Regions from separate parts of the Mus musculus genome. Here regions 1, 3, 4, 5 and 6 are each linked to region 2. Evidence: chromatin loops called from intact Hi-C (ENCODE). Cell type or tissue: gastrocnemius. All regions are shown on one strand. Region 1 overlaps Gm38539 (a long non-coding RNA gene). Region 2 overlaps Mturn (maturin, neural progenitor differentiation regulator homolog (Xenopus)). Region 3 holds the start of Ggct (gamma-glutamyl cyclotransferase). Region 4 has its middle 67 kb from the start of Nod1. Region 5 has its middle 54 kb from the start of Nod1. Region 6 overlaps Gm34358 (a long non-coding RNA gene).

Region 1 (5,000 bases), 300 kb before region 2:
AGAGAGGGAGTTGACAACCACATCCTTTGCTCTCTGCTTCCTGATGGCAGATGCAATGTGACCTCCAGCTCCCACCGCCATGGCTTCCCACTGTGACCCACTGTACCCTCTGACTGTGAAATAAAAGAAACACTTTGTCCCCCCCTCCTTTTTTTTTTTTTTTTTTTGGTCATGGACAAAGGGGTATTTCATTACAGCAGATAATAATGCACCCAAGTCCATCTCTGGACTCTTGATGTGAAGTTTAAGTGAAATATTGGGCAGAGGTATGTATGTAGAATTGTGCAGCTCTGGCCAAGGTGTGGTCCCACCATCACTGTCTCCACTCCAAGTCTTCCCTTGAAGAAGTTCTGACAGGTTGTCAGAACTGTGTGAGATTCCTTCCCGTGAGACAAGTCGGTTCCCCTTCTGGCTGACCCAGGCTTTCCAGGCTCCTAGCATGAATTTCAGGAGACACTCCAAACCTGTCGGGACCATGGTTCCAGCACCCTGCTGGCATGGCAGGGCACAGTTCTCCTTTCCCACCATTGTCCTTCCTGGCGGGGCAGTCACAGTCACAGTCTCTTCGGTTTGTTTATATGGGACTTGTCAATATTTTGTTGGATTTTAAGTCTTTGAGTTTATCTGTGTTGTAACAGGTTGGTGAAACTAGATGTAAAACAACTCTACTAAAGAGATTACTTTTTTTGTTTTGTTTTTTCAAGACAGAGTTTCTCTGTGTATCCCTGGCTGTCCTGGAACTCACTCTGTAGACCAGGCTGGCCTCGAACTCAGACATCTGCCTGCCTCTGCCTCCCAAGTGCTGGGATTAAAGGCATGCACCACCACTGCCCAGTAAGAGATTACTTTTATAGAATTGATGAAATTGGAGAAAAACATATTATTTTCTGCCTTATCTTTTGTTATTTTAAAACTAGGTGAAAGACAGTCTTCCTTAATAACAGTCTCTTCAGAGCTGGAGATGTCCCTGGTAACTCACCTGCTGCCAGGAAGCCCCAGGGCTCCACAACAGCATCATGATTTTCTTTTTTCAAGTGTCTTTACTACCTTTAACCTTTTTACCCGACTCTTAGTTGAGAAACTGCATCCTGCACCCTGCTCCACACCAAACCAGTGTGCTCAACCATCAGACACCACACACACTAATCCAAAATGGCAAGAGGACTTGGGACAGCAAAGAGCAATAATCTAATTTGTCACTATCAATTCACTAGTGATTAAGTATGCTGAGAAAATTCTTAACTGCTTGACAGCACAGAAAATTACCTTACACGAGGGGCCAAGCTTGCTAAGTCAATAGGCTGTGGTAATTGGAATTCAGAAGGACCTCTTATTTGAAGCAAGACAGGAGGATCAATATTGACACTCACCTGAATGTTTTAATGAAGGAGCCCTAGTGTGTCTCAAAATTCAACCAGCCTGGCAAGACCTGCCTGTGTTGTTCATGTTAATTATGTGTGTCCTATGCTAATTAGGTGTGCTCCTTGCTAATTAGGGCTTTGCCATGAAGTTGTCCAACTTACTCTTTTCCTCTTGTAAATGATTTGACAATCATAAAGGAAATACAAAGGAGTAAAGAGAGAAAAGTGGGGTCCCCCAAAAGCCTAACAGAAGTTGATGAGCATTTTTATAATAGTGCTGCTATAGTTTCAAACGGACTACAAGGCATGCAACCAGAAAACCCATCAACATTTCTGATTCAGCCTTGTGCTAAAATGTTCCCCACCACTGGCAGAGCCAGGGCAAACCAAACAGAGATTTTCAACTCTTCCCTTTCTACCTAACACATTACTGCAGGTTATCAATTGTTTGGATAATTTGAGACTCTAGTGAGTGATTATTCACAATCTGAATACTTACCATGAATGAATGACTCTAGGCAGGTGTGTCTCCCACAAAAGCATTTTCTACCCTGGTGGTACCTGGCCTCTCATATCTGAGTGGCCTACTATGGCTTCCACATTTTCAATTTCAGCCAACCATGAATCAAACACATTGGCAATGAATAATTTTTTTCCCCAACAATGCCCACCAAGAACTTTTGTGTTGGGGTGAGGCTTCTAGAACCATCCATTTCAAAACTAAGAACCTCTCACTTGCTGAGTACAGTATACACAGGAAGAGAGTGACCTGTCTATGAATCACATCAAGTCTTTTAAATCCCCCACCCCACTTGAAATCAAAGACTATCAGTGTTCAAGTTTCCACAAGCCTTCTCCTCTGACTCATAAATACTAAGGAAGGTTTCTGATGCTTGTCTTTATTGAGATGAAATTTATATGGCATGCTATTAACCATTTTAAATACACAGCTCCGTGTCAATTAACACACCCACACCATTCATCTATCGCTGCGTTCCTGTTCCCAAACATGTTTGTGACCCCCAAATTAAAGTCCACACTCACTAAGTAGTTAATGGCATCCTTCCTTCTCCTAATCAGCTTTCTGTTTCTGAAGGTTTACCTATCTGGATAGGTCATTATTGGAATCATCTAATAAGTCACTTTCAGCCACTGCTTCTTTTAAATAGCAATGCATTGCCTTTATCGACACTTTAGCATTTATAAGCACTTTGTTTCTCTTTCTGGCCAAATACGAGTCCTATATGAAAACGCATCGTTTATTTGTCCTGTGTAGTCATTTGGACCTCTCACTGCTTCAAGTGGGGCTGCTATGGAGATTTGCATACACTTGTTATTTTCAGTCTGTTTAGAGACATACCCGAGGTGTGAAATAGCTAAATCACAGGAAGGTTTTGCCTCTACCACTGTGAAGGAGAGCAAAGCAAATAAAACATCTGCACGGTTTTTGTTTTATTGTTAAGACCAGGTTTCCATATGTAGCTCAGGGTATCAAGTTGGCTGGAAGTCATTACATAGTCCATAGTCTTCTGGCCTCTGATTTCCAAAGGCTAGGGTTACCTGGGCCCAGTCTGAGGGCATAAAGACGTCACTTTCAGGAGGCTCTGGGATAATGCACTTGAGCCAGTTTCTTCTCCACATGTAGAACTCATCTGGTTCTCCCTGGGGTCATTGCTACTTTTGTGAGCCATTTATCCTGCTACTGAGCTACTCAATACACTGTCTGCAGACTGCTGCACTAGTAAGATGTTAACACACAAAAAGCAAGCCACATTTTGGTAGCTTTATGATCACAAGGTGTGTTCAGGTGAAGGTAGAAAATAATGCAGAAAAAAAAACAATTTTTTAAAAGTGATGGCCAACAATACTGGGTCAGCTAAATTATAAAGTTAGAAACCTTCAAAGGTTGTTGTTTTGGTTTTTAAATAGTCAACTTGAGTGCATATGTTTCTGAGAGTAGTTAATTATTAATTAAAAGTTGTTAGACTGACAGCATATTAATTAAACAGAGAACTCAAGCATAGTTTCTAACTTCAAAAACAAAGAAATCAAAACATTACCTAAGGCTTAAACCAGACCTCATTCTAAAATTCCTTTAATGGAGGCGTTACATGAACTCTAGGTTCATAGCTAACTGTTATAACTATCATTATACATGATGTTAACAACTGACTGAGTTTCAAGTCCTTTCTAGAAAAATGAGGTCAATACTCAAGGAAAAAAATTGGAATCTCCACTGAAGTAAGTCTGCTTCACGGTGCAGTTGTCAGCAATAGACAATAGACAACACCTTTCCCTTTATATTTTTATTTCAACTGGTTTCCTATGAACTTTTGAAGTTATCAAACATTGTAATTGGTCTCATTGTGGAGAACTGAATTTAAAACATTGTAAATACCATAAACATAGAGCTAAGAAATAGATATATTGGTGTTATGTTCTGAGCGACCTTGCCATATCAGTCATCAATCCTGGTACGTCTGTCTCAGTCTGACGATATTGTCCTAGTTTGTTTTGAATTCTTGCTATAAACAACATGACCAACAACTGCTTAGGAGAAAGGGTTTATTTAGCGGCCATGGTCTAATCCCAGTTGATCACTGAGGGAAGTCAGTCAGGGCAGGAATTCAAGGCAGGAAGCTGAAGGCAGGAACTGGTGCAGACGTTGTGGAGAGACATTGCTGACTGGCTCGTTCCACATTGCTTGTTCAGGTGGTTTCCTATATACCCCATGATCACAGTGGTCTGGGCCCTCCCACATCAGTCCTAAATTAAGAAAATACCTCATACGCTTGTCCACAGGCCAATCTGATAGCAGCAATTCTCAGTTGAGGCTCTCTCTTCCAAGATGACTCTAGCATGTGTCAAGTTGACAAAAAGCTAGCCAGCACAAACGCTCCAGGAAATGACACACAGAATGCTAAATGGTTCTTTCAGAACCTTCTGGAAGTAACTGGGAAGGTTAGCAGCAGGATCTATAAGAGATAGACTGTGGTTCTCTCCTAAAGCTGCCTGGAAAAGTCTGGCTCCTGTAGTCACAGCAACGGTGGCCTCTCTAGATGAAGACTCAGTCCTCTGTAGAGCAGGGCTGACTGGATCCAGCCTGATTATCTGATTGACATGTTCCGTGACACTACCCTTGGGAATGTGTTCCCTGGGTGGGTTTCTCTCAGAGCACTTGCTTCAGTCATCGCCCTCCTTTTATCTACTTGACAACAGAGCAGACACAAAATTCTGGGAAAAAGTCTTATTGTAAATGTGATACCTGTATTTTCTTTTTAAAGGTCTGTTTATTTTTATTTTATCTGCATTGGTGTTTTGCTTGCATGTATGTCTATGTGAGGGTATCAGATCCCCTGGAACTGGAGTTACAGACAGTTGTGAGCTGCTATGTGGGTGCGGGGAATTGAACCCAGGTCCTCTGGAAGAGCAGCCAGTGCTCTTAACTGCTGAGCCATCTCTCCAGCCACAAATACCTGTATTTTAATGGTTTTTACTTATTTATTGTCTGGAGATAGAACCTAGTACCTTGTACTCTATTACTGAACTATATCCCCTTCCCCACTGTGTGTGTATGTGTGTGTGTGTGTGTTTGTGTAATAAAAGCAGACAAAAATCTTCAAAAGTACCCAAACTACA
Region 2 (5,000 bases):
TATATCTATATCATCTATATCTACATCTACATCTATATAGTTTCTTTGACTTAGGGTTTCACTAAGTTGTCCAAGTTGGTTCTGAACTCATTACTTATTACAGAGCCCAGTGTGGCCTGGACTGTGATCCTCCTGCCTCAGCCTCCTAAGCAGTCAGGTTTTAAAGGCATGTCCTGTAAACCATTCCTAGCACATGCTTCTGTTTTTAGGATCTGTTATAATCCCTGTCAAGTGTCTCCTTAACCTTTCTGAGTAGAGGAAGCCAAGATGTAAAAGACCAAATTTCTGTGGGAATTAAGAGTCAGACTCAGAAAAGAAACCTTTCTTTGCAACTTTGTGGTACAGTTCGCTCAGAAAACCTGGCCCGCTTTATGGTGCTTAGAATGTTCCTGTCACCATGGCGCTTTATTAGGCACACCTTCTCAGTTCCACTCTCTCTGTGCCACCGTTTCAGGAGCCAGACAAGCATTGCTGGGGGCTTGGCACATTCTCCATCGTCATTTACCAGGAATCCCCAGGCCCTATTAGAAAGATAAGCAGAGCCCCAACCATCTTTCTGGGCATCTGTAGAAATGAACCTTGCATGCAGCCAGCTCAAAGGTGAAAAGAATGTGGTTTGAAATGGGGTCCTTCCCACTGCCGATGCACAAGGCTTAAAATGACAAATGTGCATTCCTGTCACTGGGGAAGCAAGGTGCCAGGTCTTGCTGGACTACACCTGGCTAAGTCTGGGCACACTGTGAAGGCTGACAAGTGAGTGTTGAACTCCACGGAACCTGACCCAGGTTGGAGGGCAGCCTTGTCTCCCTGCTTCTGTACTTTGGCTGAGGGGTTGGATCTCTGCTGCACAAATGTTCAGGGGAGTTGGAGGGAAGGCTCTCCATCAGGAAGAAAGGCAATAAGCACCTGCATGTCCCAGTGAAGGGCCATGAGGAGGACAGAGGGAAGGCAAGCAGGCTGTTTCCTTAGCCTTGACCAGGCCTAAGCATTCTCTTCAAAGCCCTTTCTTCTAGCTGCTTGCTAGTCTGTGCCAGGGCCTGAAGATTGGAAACTTTATTTTCATGTTGTCCAGCAGCAGACCTAATCTCTGGTCAAGGGCAGGGCAAGGATGAAACATTGTCAACATTCCATCCGGTGCTCAGGCCCTGCAGAGCTGATGAAAAGGACACTGTCCCATTCCCACCCCCTCATCCAGTCATGCTTAGAATGAAGGCAGAACCCACCTTACTGGGGAGAGTGGAGTAGTGGGCAGAGCTTCAGAGCTTCAGAGCCTCAGGGCCAGGTGGCCTGGATCTGAAAGTCAGTCCTTATGCACTTAGATCTGTGTGATGTTGTGAAAATTGCTTAATTGCTCGATGCCTCTGTTTCGTCATCTTGAAAAAGACAGTAGACAGACAGACAGACAGACAGACAGACACACACACACACACACACATCCCTACCCAAAAACTATTGAGAAAAGGAACGAAATTAAAAGAAACTTAGGATGTAACAATCCCAGCATTGGGCAAGCTGTGGAGACTTAAGTGTCCAAGGCCTTTGGCTACAAGGCTAGCTGAAAGCCAGGCTGAGCTATGTGAGACCCTGTATTTTTTTTTTTAAACAGAAACAAAAATGGTTTAGTGTGTAATAGGCGCATACAGCTAGAGTCTACTCACTTAGCACTGTTTAATTCATGAGAACAAGGACTGGAAAGTCACCAGGCTATTCTGGAACTAGGAACTACACCATGCAGTCTACACTCATTAGGATCAAAAAGCCATTGTCTTGAAATCTAATCAGTCAAGTCAAGTTACTAAGCTACAAAGTGTTAAAATGTTTTACTGGGGAGTCTGGGGAATATTTTCATGTTTCTGTCACTATCCTTTCTCCATGTTTGTGTCCTGGGTGTATTCCAGTCCCTGCCAAAGAGCCATATTCAATGACGTTTGACTGTGGTGTAGGTTATGTTTCCTTGGGAGGCAGGAACAAGGAAAACCTAAACAGACCAGACAACAGAAAAGGGGAGAAAACATTCCTGTGGAAGCTTCCGGGGGACTCCAGACGCCCACTTCCTTTTAGGACTGGAGACATGTCCTGTGAAACCTGAGGCATCCCTGCCTGAAGCTCTGCACCTTATGCTTGGAGTCCTGGTGTCCAGCAGTTTAGTCAGCCACGCCCATCTGATCCTTCCTCATCTGTCTCGCCCGCAGGCTCTACACAACCTGTCTTAGGTTCTCCTCCAAGCCCATGGACAGCGGCAGTGTAGGCACAGTAGCAAATCCCACAGGCTGACCAGCAGCAGAAAGTGTCCTGAGCTGAGTCTGCCCAGTACAAGATGTAAGCCAGCTGTTGTTTCAGCTGTCAATCGGCAGACCGTTTGATACACGGTCGAGGGAGCGCAGAGATAGATCAGAAAGACAGGGCAGAAAATAACTGGAGTCAGAGATTAGCAGGCTGCACTGAAGAATCACATTTTCGTCTCTTGTGCTCTGGGTGCCAACTGCCTTTCTGCCCCACCCTGGCTGGTTGCTCCCTGGGGCTGTACCAGTTAGGAGGGTGTGTGGCCTCTGCTTTAGGAAGTCCTTTGTTTATACTGTGCTGACCTCTAGAGGCTTCCAATTAAAAGACATCCCGGAGGACCCACATCACTTTGGCATCTACATCCACTTTGGGGCTGTTTCCCTAGAAAACAAAATGCTAGGTTCTTTTCACACTTCTTCTTTGGCTGCTAATCATAGCTTGCCCATTTTATTTTTATTTTTATTTTTATTTTTTATTTTTAAAACGGCACTGTTTTCCATTCCAAAAAAGGGGCAAGGTGCTTTAGAGACTCGGAGGGGCTTTGTGCCTCTTAGGGTATCAAAAGGAAAAGTATCAGCTGGTTCCAGGAGCATTTCAACCCTGCTTCCAAGCTACCAGACGGCTAATCCTGACAAACAAAGGAATACTTGGTCGACTAACTCAGCAGGACTCTGGGCTAGATACCCAGCCTTGGAGTCTCCAAATACTGGGGTGTGGGTTGTTTTTCCCTCATGTTGTGAATCCACCCATGTGTGCTCAGCAAGCCCTGAGGATATTGAGGTACCCACCACACCTGGCTGACTTCACAATGGAAACAAGAGTGTTTATTACGCTAGGAACCCCGTCCTACCATCTTTGCTGCAGTTTGAATCCTGTGATTTACTATAAAGAGAAGGGGTATTCGGCAAGGCAGGAGGACACCTCCAAGCGTTTGAGCTAATACACAGCTGTGGATCTTCCCTGGAAAGGGGATCCTGGGAAAGCATGGCCGGCGGGTCACCATCACTGCTTTATGGGACCTTGTGGCACTCCCTCCTCTACAGCAGGGCTGTGCAGGTGTTCTACTGATGCTCCTCCCCCAAGGGAAATCAGAAATGAGGTCCCCACGCTTACTCTTACCCATGAGAAATCAAAAGGATGGTGGGAAGCTGGGGGAGGGGGCGGTGGTGAGTAGCGCCATACAGACTGTCAAGGAGGGACCTGTCTAGGCCAGAACCTTCCTCCTGCCAGATGATTTCAGAGATTAAGGGCGGAGAGAGGAGAGATGAGTAAGGCCGAGCCTGTGTGATCAAGTCATAGAAACAGGAATTTTCTCATGATAAAAATCTGTCTCCATGGCCCTTCTGGAGCCAGTTTTTGACCAGAGGACCTTAGAATGTGCACACACAGCTTTCCTCTGGACTTGGAATCTTCGGTCAAGACCAAGGACCTCCAATGACATTAAACACCACAGCCTCAAGCTGGGGCTGCTAAGCCGTTTTCGAGTTTAGAGACCCCCTCACTGGAAGCGAGAGACTGGATCTTTAAATAAAGAATGAGACTTGGCTGTCAGCTTTCAGGGCTCCTTCTGACATGCCTTTGTCTAGTGAATCAAGGCAGCTGAGAGCAAGGTGCCGAGTGCAGGATAGAGATTGTTAATTGTGGCACAAAGCATTCCTCACTAGGTTTGCAGAAAGAAACTCTCCCATATGAAACCAGTACTAGTTTAAAGGGAGGTGACAAATTGCTAAACACTAGCCAGAGAGCATTTAGTTCCCAAACGCGTGAATTACCAATCTTCAATCCCACCTTTGATGTAACGGCTCCCTCCCGCCCCAGTGCCCTGGCTTTTCCTTTATAAATCACACACAGTGTTCTGTAACCCGAATCTGTGAAAAGAGTAAAGACGACAAATAGCACCAGGGCTGGAAGGCTCTTTAATAGCAAGCGTATGGTAATTACATCCTTGGATGTGGTCCTTGCTCTCATGGGAGGGAGGAGGAAGCAGATGGGACAAGGTGCAGAGAGAATTTACACAGTTCCCTCTGAAGCATCTAACAAAGGACACAGTTTTTGGCAACCCATTTCACAGTTTGTCATTTACAAGAGAGCTCTCTGAAAGGAAATACAGACTCAAAGAAAGCACACACATCACACAGGAAAAACTCACTGTCTAAAAATAAAAATAAAAAACAGAAACAAACAACAAAGTCCCTTGCTTTTGTTCCTTCTGATTTGCTTCTCTGGAGAAATCTCACTTGTACACAAATAAGCACTGGTCTGAAAGCTGGGTTCGGATTTGCCCAGCACTGAATATTTATTTTAGTGCCTTTTAGACAGCTGGCATGTGTATAGAGCGTTGGTCTCTGCCAGTTCAAAAGGTTCTGGTTAAGGTAGAACCTTGAGATACAAAAAGGAAAGCCCAGGGAAAGGTTGTTTATGAAGCGCACACTGTCAGCTTTCCCCCAATACCAGACGACTTGAACACAGTCCTAATCAAACTGGACGTGAATTCCTATGTAGCTTGGGACACACCTTTGACTGCTCGGAACCTCTCAGCCTGCAGTGTGGTGAATGGGGTTTCTAACAGGAAATGCTCCAGGTCATGGCCGTGGACCACAGGCTGCCAGCGTCCCAGCAAGTTTTACAGCTACTCTGTACAAAACCTACTCTGTACGAAACCTAAAAGACCTCAGCTTCTCACATCTCGCTAGCTACCATCAAACCAAAGTGACTTG
Region 3 (5,000 bases), 290 kb before region 2:
ATATGCTTACCTATTGTGTGTGTGTGCGTGTATGTGTGTGTGTGTGTATGTGTGTGTGTATGTATGTGTGTGTATGTGTGTGTATGTATGTGTGTGTGTGTATGTGTGTGTATGTATGTATGTGTGTGTGTGTGAGAGAGAGAGAGAGAGAGAGAGAGTGTGTGTGTGTATGCACGTAGGGGTCAGAGGAGACCTGCAGGAGCTGGGTTTTTCCTACCTTATGGGTACTGGAGATGTAACTGTCTGCAGGCTTGGTAGCAAGTGCTTTACCTCCAGATCCATGTAGCTGGCCCCAGCCTTACCTTTTATTTTTAATCACAACAATGTAAGAGATAAGTTCAAGGTGTTCTTCACTGTTTTCTTCTATTGCCATTTGTTCTTATACATGAATGGTTTCTGGAAGAGGGTGATATAAAAGATAAAAGGCTTTTTTTTTTGAGGCTAAAAATCCTTTGTAAATTGTAGTTCACAGATGTGGGGGCTTCGTGTTGCTTCATGTTGTTGTTATTATTGTTGTTGTTGTTTTTCAAAACAAGGTTTCTCTGTATAACAGCCCTGGCTATCTTGGAACTTACTCTCTAGGCCAGGCTGGCCTTGAACTCACAGAGAACTGCCTGCCTCTGCCTCTCGAGTGATGGTATTAAAGGTGCAGTCCACAATGCCCAGCTTCATGTTGCTTTCTGACTGTGTCAGGATAGTCTTCTTTTATTGGTGACCAGATTGACTGGCTATCAGGTGAGAGAGGTCAGGTTTCCCAAATAATCATGGTCTTCCTGTCCAATGACTAGCAGTGAGCCTTGGGGGATAACTGAGACTCTATAAACATCCCTGTGACCTGATGCTCCTGACGGGAAGTTTGGTTGCACCAGAGACAGATGTTCTAATCCCAGTACCCCCATTTCCTGCATTTAGCCAGTATACTTTTTTTTAAAAAAGCAAAGAATTGCTTCCTCATCAGCTATTTGGTTTTCAAAAATACAGTTGGTACTAGAAAGGCAGAACACTCATTTTCTTAAATACCCACTTTTTAAAAGTGATGAAGTGTTAGCCACTGATGGCATGGCAATATGGTTCTCTTCTCTGTTTTAATTTGGTTTACTTCCTGAAGGGAATGACATACATTTAGGGATCATTTTAGAGTTTCCAGTCGTTCTGCTCCTTAAGTTGTTCTCGCTTTGTCTAGTGAATGGTCTTTTAGGAATGACCTTGTTCATCTTGGGGTTCTCATTTTCTGGATTATTGTTCTTTCAAGAGGTAATTTTCACTCCCAGCTTTGACCTAAGATTCAGTCATTTCTCCAGGAATTCTGGCACCTGTCAGTGTGGAGTTGAATTTAGATTAATTTCTGAGGGCCAACGGCAGTCATTGCTCTAGACCTTCAGTTTGCTCTCCTATCTTCATTTCAAGAGCAACAACATGGGTGTTTTGTGTCGTTCTATTTTAAAAAGAGGAAATAGATTGCAACGATGAACAGAGTCAACTGGCTAGCAAATGGCATGTCCGGATCTGAACGTGGGAGAAAGACTACCCTGGTATGCAGTGAGGCAACTTCAGGTAGTGATCCTAAGAAAACTTGTAGGATCAGCCTTCCCATTCCAGGAAGGCTGAGGCAGGAGAACTGCCGCAAGATCCAGGCTAGGCCGACAGCAATTTGAGACTTGTCTCCTCTATACCAGGCGCAGAGCCTACCGCACCACTGGTTGACCTGGGCAATCGCCGCCAGGTGGGGAAAACACAGTCGCCAGTAGCCACTCTCGGGCTGTCCGTTAGACTCGCCAATCAGCGGCGCCTCAGGCAGGGGGCCGTACATCCGAGGGATGCATCCAATAGAAAAGCGACGTCAGTGGGCGGGAGGAGCTGTAGACAGGCCAATCCTGGTAGTTAGCTCACGCCGGCAAGCCGGCAGCCAATCCTCAGCGCGCTCTCTGTGCGGCTCCGCCCGCCGCTCTGCACTACCGCGTGGGTGGCGGCGCACTGCTCTTTTTAGCAGCGCTAGTCCGGCTTCTCTGTGCTTGACGCTGCTGGCGTGGATAAGTGGACATGGCGAGCTCCGACTGTGAGGGCCATGCGGGCCAGGAGGGGGAGACATTCCTGTACTTCGCCTACGGCAGCAATCTCCTGACCGAGAGGATCCACCTGCGAAACCCCTCGGCCGTGTTCTGCTGCGTGGCGCGCCTGCAGGTCAGTGCCGTTGTGCGGGCGACCTGGAGAGCGGGCTAGCTGCGACTCCTGCCGGGAACCTCTAGCCACCGTCGGAGTTCGCAACCCTCCACTGGCTGCCCTTTTCCACCGGTTATGAGCATCCCGTAAGATGCCTTTAATAGGTGCTTCTTAGTCGAGAACTAGCTGCTTTCTGTCCTGTGCGTACCTTATCTATCCCACAGTTCTGTGAAATTCTGCCTGTCCTTTCCTTCGGATCTTAGCGTCCTGGCCTTGAGACCTGGAACCGTGTCTTCAATACTGATAGCAATGTTCGTTCCCTCAGTAGAGTAGCCCAATAAGCTTTTAACTGTGATAAAATGTGTTCTTGACCATAGTTCATTTCCTCTTTAATACGTATTCTTCTGGCACTCAGTGCTGGGGTTACAAGGATGACTGAGCAGCCTAGCTATTTGGAGGACCTTTCTGGTGTACAATCTGATTGTGTGTAGGGCCCTTAATAATTTTAGCCAACTTTGATAACCTTGTCAATTCTTGATTTCAGGCAACAGAAACCAGCTGATTTCAGAAAGGAGAATGGGGAGGGGTGTTGGAAGGCTGTTAGAGAGCTCATGGATTCACCTGAAAGATTGAGTAAACAGGTGGACTACTGTGTGTGTGTGTGTGTGTGTGTGTGTGTGTGTGTGTGTGTGTGTGTGTGTGTGTGTGTATACACAACCAGCATTACAGGAGAGGGCCATCCCTGCTCTGGAAACTGGCCACACCTTTCCTCAACTAGTAAGCACAATATGGAACTGACTCCTGACTGCTGCTTTGCCACAGTTCTGCAATTCCTGAAGCCTAGAGTGGAGTCCCTAATGATCTTAAACACCAGCACTAATTGAGAGCCCCTGCGAGGTGCCCTGATTGGCTAAATCTCACCATGAATCCACGTCCTTACTTAGCAAGCAAGATGATCTGATAACTAGCTCCTAGCCTTTCAAGTTTCAGAAGTGGGAGTCACGCTCTGTACTCTATCTAAAACTCCAAAGAGTGTAGGATTGGAGTTCAAGTACGTGAAGTACAGGAAAGAAATACCACATAAATGATAAATTATAGCTGTGGTTAGCCTTAAAAGAGGACTTGCAAGGTGCAACAGAATATATGACCAGAGGACCTGACCTAGGTGCTCAGGAAAGCCTTCCTGGATATAACTTTTAAGCTGAGACCTGAAGGGAGATGAGGAGAGCAAAAAACTGTCAGGGAGGGTAGCTTGTTCAAAGGACAGGAGATAAAGGAAGTGGTTGGAGTCTACAGGGAGATGTGGCATGAGGGCTGGAAAGATAAGAAAGTGTCATATCCTAACATGACCACAGAGAACTTTGGACAGTCTGTTGCATGCTGTGAGTGGAGTGTCTTACAGGATGAAAGCAGACGATGAGATTTATGTATTTGAAAGCTCATTCTGGTTACTCTGCAAATAGGGCAAGTTATTGGAAGCCCAGTTACGATCTTGCCACATTCATGTCAGAGATAATGCCACCATGATCTAATAGGGTGGTGACAGGGAAGGTAGAGTAATACTCAGAAGATAACATCATAAGGCTTGATGATTGTGTGTCTGTGTCTGTGTGTGTAGGGAAGGTATATCAAATATGACACAGTTTTTGAACAACCAAGTAGGTGATGGTGATAATGTTCACAGAGGAGAATCAGGTTTGGCGGTAAAAATTATAAACTAACTTTGTACTAAATTAAGTTTAAGATGCTTTCCAGACAAGCACATGAACAGTAAATATTTGTGAACATTGGCAAAGAGATGAAGAGATCAGCCCTAACTGTGTGCTCGTCCCAGATCTAAGAGCTTTTGAGCCTCAGAATAGAGATGTGGGATGGTTTTAAAGGTAGCTGAAGCATCCGATGGTATTGGAAGCTGCTGGAGGTAGTGGGACTATTCTGGGCACCTGGATAAATTCAAAAAAGGCCTAAGCTGAATCCCAAGAAACCCAGACATTTCAAAATGGGGAGTAGAGGTGGGATTGGCAGAGATGAGGAGATCAGGTCAACCCTAAATCAGAAGAAAGAGCTGATCTGGACTGGTAGCTACCTACGTTACACACGAGCATTGAGCCATTGAAGCGGACGGAATGACACAGCCTGCTGCCTTTAGCAGGAGGCTGCCAGTCTCTGGTGTGGATTTGATCAGATCTCCTGATACTGGAATATCCAGTTTGCTGCGTGAAGCGCCTTGTCGTGTGGATCAGTGTTTTCCCTGAAGTATCAACCAAGGTTTCTGAGCAAACATAGGTGACAGGAATAATATCCACCAGAAGGGACTGACAACACTGTCATTGAGCCCATCCTTTTGTATTTTGCTGCTGAGGAAACTAAGCCCTAGAGAGATGGGAGGACATCTTCCTAGACCACACAAGGCAAGGCCCCTCAGCCCTGATTGCCCATCAGTAATGGCAGAAGCTAAATTAGAAAGGTGTCTCTGTCGCTTGTTAGTTGTGAGATCTTAGAGAAGAAGAGGCTTAATCTTTCTAAGCTGTAGCAAAACATTGGTCTGGGTAAAGTAATAGCTACTGTGATAGCACACAATAAATACTCAGTAAGTCTTAGCTGCTCTTAGGTTCCTGGAAAGAAATTGGTACAGTTCATGAAGATTAATGCTCACACACATGCCAGACCCCTTAGGGCAAATCCAGTGATTTGCAGGTAAGATACTCTACAGATATAAAAGTATATCATAACCCCTGTGTAACCATCATTCAGCAAGTCTAAGTAGAAATACATGTGCATTTAAGTAGACTGAGACGTCATTTGCAGAGAGAAAGAAAGAAAAAGAGAGAGAAAGCAAG
Region 4 (5,000 bases), 200 kb before region 2:
GCACTCCTCTATGGCCTCTGCATCAGCTCCTGCCTTCAGGCTCCTTCAGGCTCCTGACCCAATTGAATTCCCGTCCTGACTTCCTTTGATGATGAACATCAATATGGAAGTATAAGCCAGATAAATTCTTTCCTTTCCAACTTGCATTTTGGTCAGGGTGTTTCATCATAGTGATAAAACCTCAACGAAGACAGTCCCCATGTCAGATAATTCATATGTCAGAACAGGAGTGGCTATCTGAGAAAACTCTCATTAGGTAATGTAGAGGCAGATTAATTTTCACATCCTCCTGTGTTAGCTTTCCATAGCTGTGACGAAGGACCAAACATAGGAGGGGAGGTTTCTTTTGGCTCACAGTTGGAATTCATGGTCCTGGAGCCTGTTTCTGGGCACCCGAAGCAGAACATTTCTAGGGGTGCAGCTGTTCACCTTATGGTGACAGAGGAGGGGGAAGGGGTTGGGTACATAATGTAGCCAAGACTCATCTTTTTCACCTACATTCTTCTTGCTAAGTTCCCATCCCCTCCCAATAGCCAGGCTTCTCTCATTGCAAAGTTTTGCTTGGTTTTTTGTTTGAAATAGGCTCCCAAGTATCCCAGGCTGGCCTCAAGCTACTCAAGCAACTCCCACTGTAGTTAAGAATGACCTTGAATGCTAGACTTTCCAGCCTCTACTTTTGAATCTCAGGCATGCACTTTCACACCCAACTTTATAACCTTCTTTTGAGAAATAACTCAGGAATCCAATGAGACCCATCCTAACCCTTTCCAAGGGTGTGTCCCAGTGACCTATGGATCTCCTCGTGGACCTCGACTCTTAAAGGGCCTGAACTTCGTGACAGCTCCACCTTCCACGGGGTTGGGAGGAAAGCCACACCCCAACCATGATAATTGGTAAATAGCTTAGTCTCATACCCAGACCTGAAAAAGTAATTAAAAGATAACTGGACCTTTATTATGCCCACTACTGATTCAGTTGATTCGGAAGTGGGACACTGAGGTATACATACATCTACAACCCCATCTTACTCAGAGGCTGAAGCAGGATCAAAACTTCAAAACCAGACCGCGGCTATATAGTGAGACTCCTGTATGACATGTTTAAGTATAAGATTGTGTCTATGACATAGTACTTACCCACTCCTGCCCTCCCTCTGAAACATTTTCAATTGATTCAGGAGGATATGAAAACAGCCTTACATCTGGACTTTATGACCAAATGTGCAATTAAGCTGCTATGCAAATGTGAACCAAGTGCCTACTTTGTATACTTGTCACATGCACAATAGATTGTAGCAGGAAATGGCCCCATAAATCCTGTATCCCTCTAGCCTGTGTGATGTGTCAGGGCTATGGAGCAGTTGTGCGCATTAAGCCAGAGCAGCTCCGTAAGTATTTGCAGAGCAGGGCTTGTCCTCTCTTGCTCCTGGGAACTCTTCCACTATCACATGAACGAGCTCAGGCAAGCAAGCTAGAAGCATGTGGTCCAGCCAGCAGCCAGCACCTGCCAAGGAGCTACAGAACAGCTAGACTCTGGATCCATGGAGTTGTAACTGCACAAACAAGTATATGAGAGAGCCCAGATTTCTGACCTACATAATCAGGAGCCAATTACGACTGGTTGTGGTTTGAAGGCACTAAAATTTCAGAGTACTTTGTTACCCCAGTAAAGGGTAAATGAAGTAGTCCAAACACAGTAAGGATGAATGACCCTTGAAAGAAACAGACTCGTGAGGATGAAACAACTTACGTATAGCAAAAGCTTCTCTCACGCTGGTGGCATAATCTGCAGAAATCAGGACCTTGACAGGGCTGAGGAACCCACCACACCTGTCCCCAGGATATTGATTGCTGGAACACACATCTCTCCTTGTGGCTACCATTCAAAAAAGGCGGAGCTATATGGCGGTATTTTCTTTTAAGTATTACAGATCTGGCAGAGCCCAGGGAGAACTGGTCACAGAAAGAGCTACAAAAACTATGGACCCATCTGTTTGGGAAGGAGACAAAAAGCCTTCAGGATGGTCGCTGCAGATGGAATGTACCTGACCAGATGGCTAGAACTTCAAGCATCTGTCCCACTGTGCAGAATGAGGCAAAGCTTCAGTTTCTCTTGATGACACTCCAGGTGTGCACAGTTTGTAACCTGCTGTATGAATTGGCAGCATCAAAGGATGTAAGACCAGGGGAAAGACAGAGATAATGTTGGAAAGGAAAAATCAGGGATGTGGGAAGTAAGAATTTCTTGGCTCTGACATAGTACTTAGTACTATGACTTAGTGTGTGTGTGTGTTTAGAATTAACTATGTAGAGCAGGCCTCTTCATTTCCTTGCCAATCAACCTTAATACATGCATCATGCTGTTGTAACTAACTCATTTTCAATTTTTAGGTATGTTCAACTGTCCTTTCCAAAGAGGGATAACTGGTCTACCTACCTTATAGCTGTAACGAGAGGCAATGTTCCACCCTACCTGACATGTTCAAAGAGGGTCCCTGATCTACCCCACCTCACATGCTTTGTTAATAGGTTAACTCTGTACACCCCTTCTTGTTTGGTGGGCTGTCTTCCTCCTGTGAACCTAGGAGGACCTTTGTGTCCTTGCCACTAACCTGATAGAGTGGAAGTGACTGTGTGTGACTTGTGAGCTGAGAGCATAAAACCCAAGCACTGTTGCCTTGTTCTCTTGGGAGAACCTCACTGAGCACAGTCTCTGCAGTTAGGAAGCTGCCACTCAGACGTTACTGGGACATGTCTTAGTTTCTTTTCTCTTTGCTGTGATAAAATGCTCTAACAAGGAGATTAAGGGTGGAAGGGTTCATTTTGGCTGACAGGTCTGAGTTATAGTCTCTCATGACTGAGGAATCAAGGTAGCAGGATTTGTGACAGCTGGGCACAGAGCCTCACAGTCAGGAACAGAGGGGACTTAGTTCTTGCTGCTGTTCAGCCCTTTCTTTTCTTTACATATGTAGTCCAGGATCCCAGCCAAGGAGTGGTGCTGCCCACAGTGAGTGGGTCTTCCTTCATCGATGAACATAATCAAGGTATTTCCCCGGAGGCATGCCACCCAGAAGTGATTCTAGAGTCTATCAAGTTAATACCAGTAATCTTCACAGTAGGTGTTCTGGCAAAGAAATCCCGCTGAGTGAGGTTCACACTGACCACCAACATCAACCAGCAGACAAGAGTGAAGGCTCAGGCAACTCCCACCTGAACCTGTACATCACCCAGCTCCAACTGAAGTGCAAGGAGAAAAGATGAGCAAGCAGCCTGTAGCCCAATGTGGAAATAACACAAAGACCACTGTCACTGAAATCACTAAGTCTGAGGTGCTTTGCTACACAGCAGAAATAATTAGAAGACCATAAAACATTGTTACATTAGTGAAGATATTGACTCTACCCAGACAGCTAGGCAGCAACATATATTGGCCATAAATGAATAAAGTAGGTAAATTTTGGGCTAATTTTTTTTTTCTTTTAGAGACAGGATCTCACTGTATAGCCCAAGTAGGCCTCAGACTCTCAAACCTACCTCAGCTTCCAGATCTGAAACGACAGGCATCTGTTAACATGGAACAGTCTTTAAAAGTCAAAGGGGGGCTGGAGAAATGGCTCAGGGGTCAAGAGCACTGACTGCTCTTCCAGAGGTCCTGAGTTCAATTCCCAGCAACCACATGATGGCTTGTCTGATGCCCTCTTCTGGTGTGTCTGAAGAGAGGAACAATGTACTCAAATATATGGAACAAATAAATCTTTTAAAAAAGTCAAAAGAGATGAATGATAATTACATGGAATAAGACAACAGATTACAAAACATAATATACAGCAAATAATTAAGGAATGTTACTTATCTGTAGCTAAGTAAACATTAAAAATCGCACATATTTTTCAAACATTCATAAAGTCTAATCAACTATAAAGGTCAATCAGAAGGATGATAGGATCCCTAGCACCTGTGCGTGCACAGAAGCGAGGGCATGGCTGCACATTCCCGGAACCCCTGCACTGGGGAGCTGCTCTCGACCATAGCTGGGATGTAACTAGCTGTTTGAAGTTCTTGCCTTGACTTGCCCACAGTGACTGGCTGTAACTGAAATTGTAAGTTGAAATAAACCCCTTCTTTCCTAACACACTTTTGTTGGGTTTCTTATCACAGCTACAGAAAGAAAACAAGCACACAGCCTAACCTCAAATTCACAAAATCCTTCTTTTGAAACTACTGTAGCACGAGCTGCTGGCGTGGGAACACATACACTACGAGGCTCATCTGCTTGCTTCTGAGACTCTCTACCTCCATTTGCAGACACTAGCTACCACCCCCAGGAACTCTCCCTGCCTCCCAAGAGAAGAAACTGGCCCATACCTGCTGTAATAAATCTCACGCACACTCCCAGAATAGTCTGATTCATATCTTGGCATGGCCTCTTTTCAGGCAAGGCACAATCTGTGACATGTAGGCTAACCAGTACACAGAAGGACATTTCTAGTAGTCTGTTTAAACTTTTAAAATAAACCAAGGAACAGTTCCCAAGGCTCTTAATGAGCACCTCCTGCCCAATTTTCTAGCAACAAAAACAAAAAAGAATGCAACAATGAAAAACTATAGATCAGATGACATTTCATATGGGTAGTGTAAAAAAATCCTGGATCAAATATTAGTTGAATAAAACTACATGAAAGGTTGCTTGAGCATCCAAAACAGTAGTTTCTCTTATACCACAGCCTCTCCTTTCACAAGGCCAATGTTGGTATTACTATTGTTTAGCTTACTGAGTGACAACTACGTGCCTGGCGATGTTTGGTGTTTTCATTGGATGGTTAAAGAGTGTCTCCATTAGGTGACAATCATGCCAAACCAAACAAGGATGCTGAGGAGGAAGTGTTATAGGCAGAAGAGCCCATAACAGGAAGGCAAGTGAGGGCAGGTGACAGAAGGGCTAGAGAAGGAAGTGGGAGGGGTGTGTTCATGCCTGTGTGTTATGGAGCCTTTAGGTCATGC
Region 5 (5,000 bases), 210 kb before region 2:
CTCTGCCTCTCTAGAGGAGGACGAGACATGCTCACACAGACAGGTAAAAACATGTCCTGTAACAAAGCTGTGTGGGTGTCAGGGAGCACCCCAACACTGACCTCATCGCCTGAGATGGAAGGAACCTCACCCACAATCAGCTTAAGGTTCCCAGAGGCACTGAGTGCTGGAAAGGCTCCCTGTGATAATTTAGAACAGAACGAGGCTGTAAATAAGAAAATGAGAATGCTGAATAAGCTGTGGTTTGTCCCAGCCCCCCTTAATTACTTGGCTACTTTGAGTTGGTGTCTAATGCCTTGAGATTTTCCCTTGATTGCTCTCTTCCTCCGTGCACATTTGTTTTTGTTGTAAAACCAACCTTATAATGTTGAGCATTGAAAAATACTGCATATAATCGTGTTCCTTTTCTATTGCTTTGACCAAACACCTCAGAAGTACAGCTTAATGAAGAGATGTGGGCTCATGGTTCTGTGGTTTCAGGCCAAGGCTGATCAGATCAGTACCTCTAGGCTTCTGGTAGCAGGCATGTATGGCAGAAGAGGCTGTTTACCTCATAGCCATGGAGCAGAAAGACCCAGAAGTTAGGGAATGAGGCATTAGCGTTCCCTTTGTAGGCTGGTTTCAGCGATCCACTTCCTCCAATAGGCCCATGTTCCCAGTGTCCACCATTCCCAACAGTCCACTGAGCTTCAGGTCCACTCCAACCCTCATCAGCCGAACACCTCTCAGTGGGTAGCTCTACCAATTGGGGTCTAATACATATAAGCCTTTGGGCGTATACTTCATACCCAAATCAAAACAGTAATAATACAGCTACTTTAATTTTTTGTAATGATTGTTTATACTTTGCTGAAATATCTTTAATTAAAAAATGGGGCTGGTGAGATGGCTCAGTGGGTAAGAGCACCCGACTGCTCTTCCGAAGGACCAAAGTTCAAATCCCAGCAACCACATGGTGGCTCACAACCACCCGTAATGAGATCTGATGCCCTCTTCTGGAGTGTCTGAAGACAGCTACAGTGTACTTACATATAATAAATAAATAAATCTTTTAAAAAAATGTATTTGTGTGTGGGAGAGGGTTGGGGGAGCAGTACATGCATGCATGCCACAGTATGTATCTGGAGGTCAGAAAGCAACTTTAGGAGTTGGTTCTTGCCTTCCACCGTGTAGGCACCAAGACTCACCAGGCTTGTTGGAAAATGTCCTTAGCCACAGAACCTCACTGACCCTCAAACACCCCTCTCACTGTTGCAATCACACTGTGTGTCTGCAGATATTTTTATGTAACTCTGACTGGCCTGCAACTCACTATGTAGAATAGACCTCACTGAGATCTGCTTGCTTCTGCCTTCCAAATGCTGGGATTAAAAGGTGTGTGTAAACACACACTATGTCTGCAGTTCTTTTTTAATAAAACATTTCTCTCACATTCTCATGCTCTTAATAACTACCAGTTGTGTTCTACAAATTTGAGAATTTAATTTAATTTAATTTTTCGCTTAATTACATTCTAGTGATTAGACATTCATGCTTCCAGACTGACTGTAGTGCTGGTGATGATAGCAATGTTTTGGTAGAATTGAAAATCCTTAAAGAGCCAGGCGTGGTGGCGCATGCCTTTAATCCCAGCAGTTGGGAGGCAGAGGCAGGCGGATTTCTGAGTTCGAGGCCAGCCTGGTTTACAAAGTGAGTTCCAGGACAGCCAGAGCTATACAGAGAAACCCTGTCTCGAAAAAACAAACAAACAAAAAAAGAAAATCCTTAAAGTTATTTCTTTGGAGCGGGATGGTCGAGGCAGAACTCTTCCTATTATGCAATTTTATTTCATTGTCACCCAAGTTACGGGTGTGAGGAATGATTTAGAAAGACAGAAAACCAGAGAACAGTGTAATATAATAACCAAGGGCATTTCCATGGAAGAGGAAAGCTCTGTGGCCCTGCCCTTCAGCCTAGACACTGTCCAAACACTGCCCATGCCCCAGATGTGCATGTCTGAAGATTGTTCACTGGTGGTGGCAATAATGGCCACAAGAGGAGTTGGCAGTCCCAAAGAGTGGCTCCCGTTGTAAGGAGGCCTGCGTGTGATGGTGGGAAGTATGCAGGGGTTGGACTCTTCCTTGACTGAGGCATGTCATATCTCTGGGTGGGTTCACTCGACCCGAAGAAGCCCAGTCTAAGCCCAGGCCAGTGGAAACTGCTTCCCTGCACAGCCTCGTGGAGTGGAAATGCTTCTTGAACAGGGACAGTGAGAATCAGGGATGCAATTGTGCACATTGTCTTGTTAGCCAGGACAGGCTTATGATGAAGCAAGCAAACTGTCAGGATGGGACCTGGGCACATGTGGAAGACCACACTTATCCTGTTTGGGACTTCAGGCTCACGTGATCCAAACCCTCACTCCACCAGAGAGTAAACTGGTATCAGGTGGCAAGAGTGACAAGGGAATGCCACACAGCTGATCACTGGTGGCGCTGAAGTGAGAACACAGTTCAAAGTCTTCAGTTTACTTTGCAACTAACTAACTAACTAACTAACTAACTCCTTGCCTATTAAGTGCGGGCAGGCAGGCCAAGCAGAAAGGGACTTTTCTGCAAAGGCACAGTGAGTCTGTTTGGCATCCAGTATTTCTCAGGAAACCTCACGTTTACTCCTTCAATTAAGATGCCTGCATTCCAGGACACTGGAGTCAGGCTGAAGGGCATCAGTGAGCGTTGTGTCCGGGGAGCACCATGGGATAGCATCGTGGGCAGGAAGAGTGCGATAACCAACAACTGCATCCTCCATCCTCCATCCTCCAGCCAGGAGACTGGGTAGATGGAAGTCAGCAGGTACATTCTAGAGCTGCAGTCACATGGGGTGTGTGTCTGTGACTTTCATTACAGGAGGACCTCAAAGAGCCAACTGTACCGGGTCCCTGGTGACAGGTGCACTATTTCACTCTCTCATTTCTTAAAATAAAATTATTTACTTGGTGTGTGCCCGCCCATGCTCACATGTGCATTTCCCCCTGTGAACGTGGGTATGTGCATGCCATGGCTTGCATATGGAGGTCAGGCTCCATGGTCTCCATCCACCTTGAGACAGGGTTTCTTTTGTTTCTGCTGCTGTGCTGCCCTCTTCAGGCCAGAGAACTGACAGGCTTCTCTTTGGTTCTCCTACATCTCACAGTAGGGTACTGGGACTACAGACGTATACAACTGCATCTGGTTTGCATGTTGGGTTCCAGACATCAAACTCCAGTCGTCACTTGTAAGCACTTTTACCTGCTAAGCCATGAAACTCAGACCAAAGCAAACTGTGCTAAATAAAAAGAAACTATCTTAATTCCATTTATCCATCACGTCAAAGACAGCAATACACGCAGAGAACTGGCTAAGAACTCATTAAAAGATGACTTGGTCAGTCATTCACTAGTGCTGAGGGTTCAAATCCCAGGGCTTCTGGCAGCTGTGTGACCTTATACAAGTGACTTAGCTTTTCTGTTGTTGAGTTTCCCATCTGTAAGCAGGCTGGTTAAATAATGCTCCTCCTGTAGGGTTATTTGAGCAAGCAGGTTAAATAAATTAATATAAAGCTCTTACCCAGTATCCATGCGCAGTTAGGGCCCCAGAAACAGCGACTCCCATTACCTCATCAGTCTGTTTTCCTCTGGTGCTGCCTCAGTGGAAGCAGGAGTTAGGGCAGGCAGAAGCAGAGATGTCCTGTGCTACCCTTCCCAACCTTAAGTATATAGCCAAGACAACACCACCCCTTCACACAGCCCAGACACAAGAGGCCACGTGCAATGCTAAGTGCTGAGGGATGAACCAGCATCCATATCTGTAACTGTCTTCTTTATTTTGTAAAGGGGCCTCGTATCCAGGAAAGCAGGTGTACTGGCTGGTTGTATATGTTAACTTGACACAGGCTGGAGTTATCACAGAGAAAGGAGCTTCAGTTGAGGAAGTGCCTCCATGAGATCCAGCTGTAAGGCATTTTCTCAATTAGTGATCAAGGGGAAAGGCCCCTTGTGGGTGGTATTATCTCTGGGCTGGTAGTCTTGGGTTCTATAAGCAAGCAAGCTGAGCAAGCCAGGGGAAGCAAGCCAGCAAGTAACATCCCTCCATGGCCTTTGTATCAGCTCCTGCCTCCTGACTTGCTTGAGTTCCAGTCCTGACATCCTTTAGTGATGAACAGCAGTTTGGAGGTTTAAGCTTAAGAATAAACCCTTTCCTCCCCAACTTGCTTCTTGGTCATGATGTTTGTGCAGGAATAGAAACCCTGACTAAGACAGCAGGGCATGGGCTGGACAGACAAGAGGCTTTCCATATCAGAATCCATGGCTGAAGTTCGCTTCTGTTTATCAGCAAGTGGTTCTCTTTCTAGCACTTCTTTCTCCCACTCATAACACTGTAGCTCTGACTCCTGCCTGTAATACAAAGATATGAGAACCTGGAGGAGGGAGATGAGACTGGAACAAGAAGGAGGAAGTGGCTGGGCTAACTCCTGGAAATTGACTTCCTTCCACTGCACAGGTGGCCAGCTGGCCTTACATGTGACGTCACCACCAGCAGCCTGGGTACAGGAAAAGCAAGTTCACAAGCTACTAAACCCGCAGGATGGGCCAGATGCCTGCTGTGGCATTTAGATGTTCAATCAAGTGTTTCATTAGGTGACGTGTAAGGCTCTGATTCCTGCTACTGTGATGTGCTTGCTTACTAGGAAGGGTCTAAGGTCTCACTATACTGGGCTCAACTTTATGATCCTTCTGTCTTAGCCTCTGGGGTTCTGGGAATACAGGTATAGGCCAACACAACCAGCCAAGAGGACTCATTAGTAGCCAACAAACTCTTGTGCCTGCCCCAAGTAGTCCAGTGATTCGCACATCTTCATCATAAACTGACTTCCGGTACATCTTCTCTAATCTCCTCCCCCATGGCACATTTTAGCCACGTGATATGCTGTAATTCTGTTTCAGTTCCAAAGGACCACAGTCAGATCTAAGCTTCCTACCACCC
Region 6 (5,000 bases), 460 kb before region 2:
TCCCACATGGGGGCTCACAACCATATGTAATGGGATCTGATGCCCTCTTCTGGTGTGTCTGAAGACAACGGCAGTGTCTTCACATACATAAAATAAATCTGAAAAAAAAAAAAAGGAAGAAGAAACACATGGAGAGACAGAATGGCAGAGATGCTATTTGGGTTGTGTCAGATGCTAGACACTAGCTGAGAGACTGCCCCAGCAAAATGCCAATCACTTTAAACTATGTAGATTTCTCCCTGTCTTAAGGTCCTTGAAAGCCCTACAATAGAAGAACAGTATTCTTGTCTCTTAAGCCCTAGCTGGCTCCAGTGCACAGCTGCTCTCGGCCTTGGTGGTCATCCCATAGTTCTAGTGAAGGCTGGGCTGATTCCATGGCAGGCTTCGAATGGGCAGCTAAGGAGACTAGGCCTAAATCTCTGTTTCCAAGAACTGGGCAATTTCAGGTAAGTCCAGGCCCCTCGACTTGATCTGAGGCAAGGACAATGGGTCAGCAGCAGTTCCCAGACTTTCTCAGTAACAGTTCCCAGACTTCCCCAGTAAGTTTCCAGCCCCCCCCCCCACTCCCTGGTAATGGAATGCCCATAGACATGGTCCCAACAGATTAACATAGAGCTCACCTACCCCGGAATTCCCTACTGTGCTTTAAATCAGGCCTGGAAGCTCACTTGGCTGTCTCTCTATTCTGGTAATGGGAGCCCCCAGCGTGCTGGGCTTGTGCAGAGTAAACACTCTGCGTTTACATGCTATTTGAATCTGGGATGTCATTCTTTGGTGAATCATGGACCCTCCACTGCACATGGTTGTACCTTCAGTAATAGCCTTTCTTGGGCTCTTTGGGGACTCTGACCCTGCCACATGGTGCCAAGCCCCAACTTCTCTTCATGACACCTTTAGTTCTGTGGCTTCTACATCAACAGTCTGCACACTCACCAATAACCTCTACTGGCCTTTCATGGTGTCAAACCTCAGCTTCGCTCCATGACCCCTTCATACTTTTAAAACCAGAACCACCTGAGAGGCTTCTACACATTACCAAGTTCAACTACTAGTATGAGACACAGCCTCAACTTCCTCTGGACCACAGCTTCTTTGTGCTGACCCTAGGGAAATAAGTCCCACAGGATTTTATCTCAGTGATGCTGGTCTCTTCTTACTTGCTGCTAACTTCTTAACCAGCATCGATTGCGTCTCCAGCAAAGCAAAGGTTTGCCCTGGTCATTCTGGTCTGCTGTTAACTGTTATGAGGTACAAAGGGCCGAGGGGGTACCTGACAATCCCATGCCAAGGTGTCTCCCTGAGTAATTAATGCTCAGGACCCCTGAGTGATCAGAACTCCATGCGAAAACTCTGCAACAGATCTGGTATAAAAGGGGAATTGGGGGGTGGGGGGGTGGGAGAGGGGTGAGGACCTGGAGAAGGAGTAGAGCAGCAAGAGAGCCATGAGGGCAGAGAGAGATGGGGTAAAGAGGGAGAGGAAGGGGCTCTGAGGACAGAAAGGGGGAGAAAGAACTCCCCTGAGAACAGGAGGTGGGGCTTGGGTAGCGGGCAGTCCTTTTATAAGTGGCACAGCTGGCACTAGCAGCAGGTGTAAGCCGTTGCTAGGTCCCAGAGGAGAGCCTGGTGGAATCACCTGTAAGCTAACATTCACCACAGCTGATTCTTCAGCTCTAGCTGACTAGAGCCACAGATCTAAATGCAAAATATCACTCTTAGCCCTAGCTGCCAAGAGCCACAGGACTAAATGCAAAATATCACTCAATGGCTCCGATAGCTCTTTGCTTCTCTCTAAACGTCACTAGCCAGGCCTCCACCATCTGCACTGCTCTCCGCATTTGTAGCCCCCACAAGCCTAGAGAACAGCCCACTGAGTTCTGAGCACTCAATGGCTTGTCCAGCCCGAAGTTCAAATGAAAGCACAATTCTCCCTAAAAGTCAGGTTTGTTACAATGCCCCCACCCTAGTTCCAATTTCTGTCGTAGTTAATAGGGCAGAAGTCTGGAGACAGGAAATGGAGCAGAAACTGTGGAGGTTTGCCCTGCCTTCTTTCTTACATCATCTGGTTCCATTTTCCCAGGAGCGGTGCCACCCACATAAATTATCAGTCAAGAAAGCCCTTTAGGCTCACCCATAGGCCAGTCTGGTGGAGGCATCTTCTCAAATGACTCTAGCTTGTGTCAGGTTGACCAAAAAAACCTAACCGGTACAGACACCTACCTGAATTACCTCACTACACGGAACTCCTCTTCCCTTCTCTAACCCATGCTCCACTTCTGAGCACTGAACAGAAACAGTAAGTAATGAGAAGGACCAGGCCAGCAGCCAAGACCTGGAAAAGGGCAGCCCCCGCTACTGCTAAAACCAAGTGTTCCCTAAATGTGTTCATTGTGTGAGAGGTGATCATGAGGCTTGGGTTAGAGAGCAATAGCAAGGGAGTCCTCTCCCCATCAAGGGAGTCCTCCTTCCTGTGACAAGGACAAACCAAGTTTGGTCCCTGGTCCTTGCTTTAGAGCTACAGCAATGTGAAGCTGCAATGATTCCATATGGCCACGAGAGGGCAGTGTAGGGCAAAGTATCAGCAGAACTCAGGCGTTCTGAGGAGAAGAGGGTGGTTTGCTCAACTTTTTGACATCTTGAAGTATCTATTTCCTGCCCTCTCAGGCAAACACAAACAAACAACAAAAGAGAAAAGCAACCTTCAACAGGCAAGGTCTCTCTGAAGTCAGGACTTGCTCCATGTCTGTGTGGTCCCAGACTCTGCATCAACGGGGCCTCGGGATGGCAGGAGAGGAAGCTGAGGCTTGAGTTGGTGCAAGTCCAGTAGGGTTGGAGATACAGGATAGGATGGCTGGTGGGTGGAGTCTCTTGAGGTGGGCAGCACCAAGCAGGATGGTTTGGGCCAGCTATCCCAGTTCAGTGTCTGCACTGGCCACTGATGCCGTCCAGTAGGCACAGGCTTCTTTGAGAGCGCATACAGCATGTAGGACACTCCTCTTTCCCTTCTGCCTGCAGGCAAGAGAAGGGGAGATGGGGCGTGCAGGAATCACTAAGGGCAATGCAGGCAGCCCAGTCTGAGAGTCCAGCTAACAGATTTGCTAACTGGGAGTCCTCGAAAGTTTTAGAAAGTACAGATGCCACGGAATTCTCCAGATATAGCCCACAACCTTTGTAGAACAGATCAGCAAAAAAAAAAAAAAGTTTAGAGTCTACCATGAAAGGAAGTCAGTGCAAGAACTCAAAGCAGGAACCAGGAAGCACAGACTGAAACAGAAACCATGGAGGAATGCAGCTTACTGGCTTGTCTCCCATGGCTTACTTGGCCTGCTTTCTTGTACCACTCAGGACCACCTGCCCAGAGATGGGACCACCCACAGTGGGCTGGACCCTCCCGTGTCAATCATTACTCAAGGAAATGCAACATAGGCTTACCTGTAGGTCAGTCTGATGGGGACATTTTTTTATGGTGGGTTCTTTTTCTCTGGTGACTCTAGCATTTGTTGACAAGCACAAAGGACAGGCACTGAGCTCTGACTCAGTGGAGAGATGCAGGCTACCCGGGGCTCAAAGCACATTTGCCACAAGATGTACCCAGAACCCTTCCCTAGGTGGCTGTAAAGGTCAGACCACCTGCCGGCAGTGAGAAGTCACCACTAGCCACTCCCTGATCAAAACCAGCACTGGGTTTCTGAGGGGCACAGGGTCCAGAGCTCAAGAATCATTTCCAGGCAGGGTGGTGAGAACCAAATGAGACTTTCAGTAGCAGGGATGCCTAGGGAGACTGGGGAAGGTTGTGTCCTAAGGAGATCCCCCTATTACCATGAGGTATGCATCCAGAAGATGAGCCACTTCTTGCCTTCATGAAGATAGGCTCCTGCAGGCCAGTACTGGTCCAAAGATCACTACCAAGCCTCTCTGAGGTCTAAAGTCCAGTATCCCCATGTTGGGAACAAGGCTGTATTGGTGTGGTGGTGGGCTGCCCCTGACAAAAAAAAAAAAAGAAAAGAAATCCACCTATTGCAAGAGTCTGGGAGAATCCTATTGGCCGGTGGGGATCAAGGACCACCAGCTAAGTGAGGCGTTGAAGGCTGGGAAAGGGGCAGGCAGCCCTGCCAAGGGCCTGTGGTCCAAGGCAGGAGGGATGGGTAGGACTGCTGTGTACTGACCTGCTAGTTTCCGGGACTGTCAGCTGAGACAGGGCACAATACAGTGGGACTAGGGAATCGGGGTTGGATGGAGTAGAGAATGGCCCACTGGGTGGGACTCTCATGCCTCTTAGAGAATGGGTAGGTGAGAGCCAGAAGCCAAGAAAGATAAGGTGTCTTTCTGCAGGGCACCCTAGTGGGAAGAAGAGATACTTTGAGGTAGCAGAGGCCCAAGCATGGGTAGGTAGATAAGAGTGCAGTGGCCAGGACCGGTGGGGACCTCCTAGGGTGAACACTACCTGGAAAACCTTATGATGATTCATACATCCTACCATAATCAATCTACTGAGACTGCCTCGGCCACAGTGCTGCAAACAGAGCAAGCCCCTCCTGTAATTAAGTGAGAACTGCATTTTACGCATTGTTGTTAGTCTGGAAACTGACTTGCCCTGTGTGTTGGAAAGAAGGTTGTACCTTTTAGTTTGTTAAGAACTTTGCAATCAGAGAGGGAGGTGAGCAACCGACTCTGCTGCGTTCAGCCTCACCCTGAGAACTACTGTGCCTTTTTTGATTTCAGAAGTCATGGCTTGCCTCTAAAACCACAGATCAGTCAAGCAGCAAGGGCAGAGAACGCACTTCCTAGAGGATGTTAGAGAGTCCAGACATTTGGCTCCCAGGCAGTCAATGAACCCACACACAGATCCTTGGAAGGACAGGCAGGTGTGCAGGGAATCCAAATGTCTTTGGGAGCAAGGGACTACGGACAGTGCCCATTGTATTCACCTGTGCCAGGGGCATACAGGATAAGCAGAGTCCCACACAAGCACTGTGAAGGACCAGTCAGCAGCCAGGAAGCCT

Evidence for each region. Peaks named below come from ENCODE experiments on the same cell type or tissue, not always from the same donor. Only the 100,000 strongest peaks of a DNase experiment are listed, where the experiment ranks them.
Region 1: it touches region 2 in a loop (2.5-fold over the local background); 22 of 42 quality-filtered maps call a loop at or near these places.
Region 3: it touches region 2 in a loop (3-fold over the local background); 18 of 42 quality-filtered maps call a loop at or near these places.
Region 4: it touches region 2 in a loop (2.3-fold over the local background); 18 of 42 quality-filtered maps call a loop at or near these places.
Region 5: it touches region 2 in a loop (2.7-fold over the local background); 19 of 42 quality-filtered maps call a loop at or near these places.
Region 6: a loop joins it to region 2, with 2.6 times the contacts of the local background. A loop is called at or near these places in 23 of 42 quality-filtered maps.

Annotation. Positions count from the first base shown.
Region 1 is chr6:55,002,908-55,007,907 of GRCm38, reverse strand. Gm38539 (a long non-coding RNA gene) reads right to left here. Exons shown (of 2, transcript XR_869119.1): 2 at 3,910-4,127. Among named protein-coding and RNA genes, the nearest start is that of Gm38539, 3.3 kb to the right of the region's middle. In gastrocnemius, no CTCF peak of the experiment used is centred here; no DNase peak of the experiment used is centred here.
Region 2 is chr6:54,703,032-54,708,031 of GRCm38, reverse strand. It overlaps Mturn (maturin, neural progenitor differentiation regulator homolog (Xenopus)), which reads right to left. Exons shown (of 3, transcript NM_001289740.1): 3 at 4,177-5,000. Among named protein-coding and RNA genes, the nearest start is that of Mturn, 24 kb to the right of the region's middle. In gastrocnemius, a CTCF peak has its summit at 2,582 (motif pointing left); DNase peaks (open chromatin) are centred at 2,509 and 2,948; H3K4me3 peaks cover 490 bases; H3K27ac peaks cover 340 bases.
Region 3 is chr6:54,989,876-54,994,875 of GRCm38, reverse strand. Ggct (gamma-glutamyl cyclotransferase) reads left to right here and starts at 2,009. Exons shown (of 4, transcript NM_026637.3): 1 at 2,009-2,181. The coding sequence starts at 2,041. RefSeq lists a cis regulatory region at 1,775-1,784 and an enhancer at 1,765-1,794. In gastrocnemius, CTCF peaks have their summits at 1,728 and 2,082 (motif pointing right); a DNase peak (open chromatin) is centred at 1,927; H3K4me3 peaks cover 1,492 bases; H3K27ac peaks cover 1,595 bases.
Region 4 is chr6:54,902,652-54,907,651 of GRCm38, reverse strand. No RefSeq gene overlaps it. Among named protein-coding and RNA genes, the nearest start is that of Nod1, 67 kb to the left of the region's middle. In gastrocnemius, no CTCF peak of the experiment used is centred here; no DNase peak of the experiment used is centred here; H3K27ac peaks cover 2,750 bases.
Region 5 is chr6:54,915,837-54,920,836 of GRCm38, reverse strand. No RefSeq gene overlaps it. Among named protein-coding and RNA genes, the nearest start is that of Nod1, 54 kb to the left of the region's middle. In gastrocnemius, a CTCF peak has its summit at 3,123 (motif pointing left); a DNase peak (open chromatin) is centred at 3,111.
Region 6 is chr6:55,164,817-55,169,816 of GRCm38, reverse strand. It overlaps Gm34358 (a long non-coding RNA gene), which reads right to left. Exons shown (of 3, transcript XR_377703.2): 2 at 3,817-3,979; 3 at 2,623-3,006. Among named protein-coding and RNA genes, the nearest start is that of Inmt, 7.7 kb to the left of the region's middle. In gastrocnemius, a CTCF peak has its summit at 2,556 (motif pointing right); DNase peaks (open chromatin) are centred at 2,555, 2,793 and 3,372.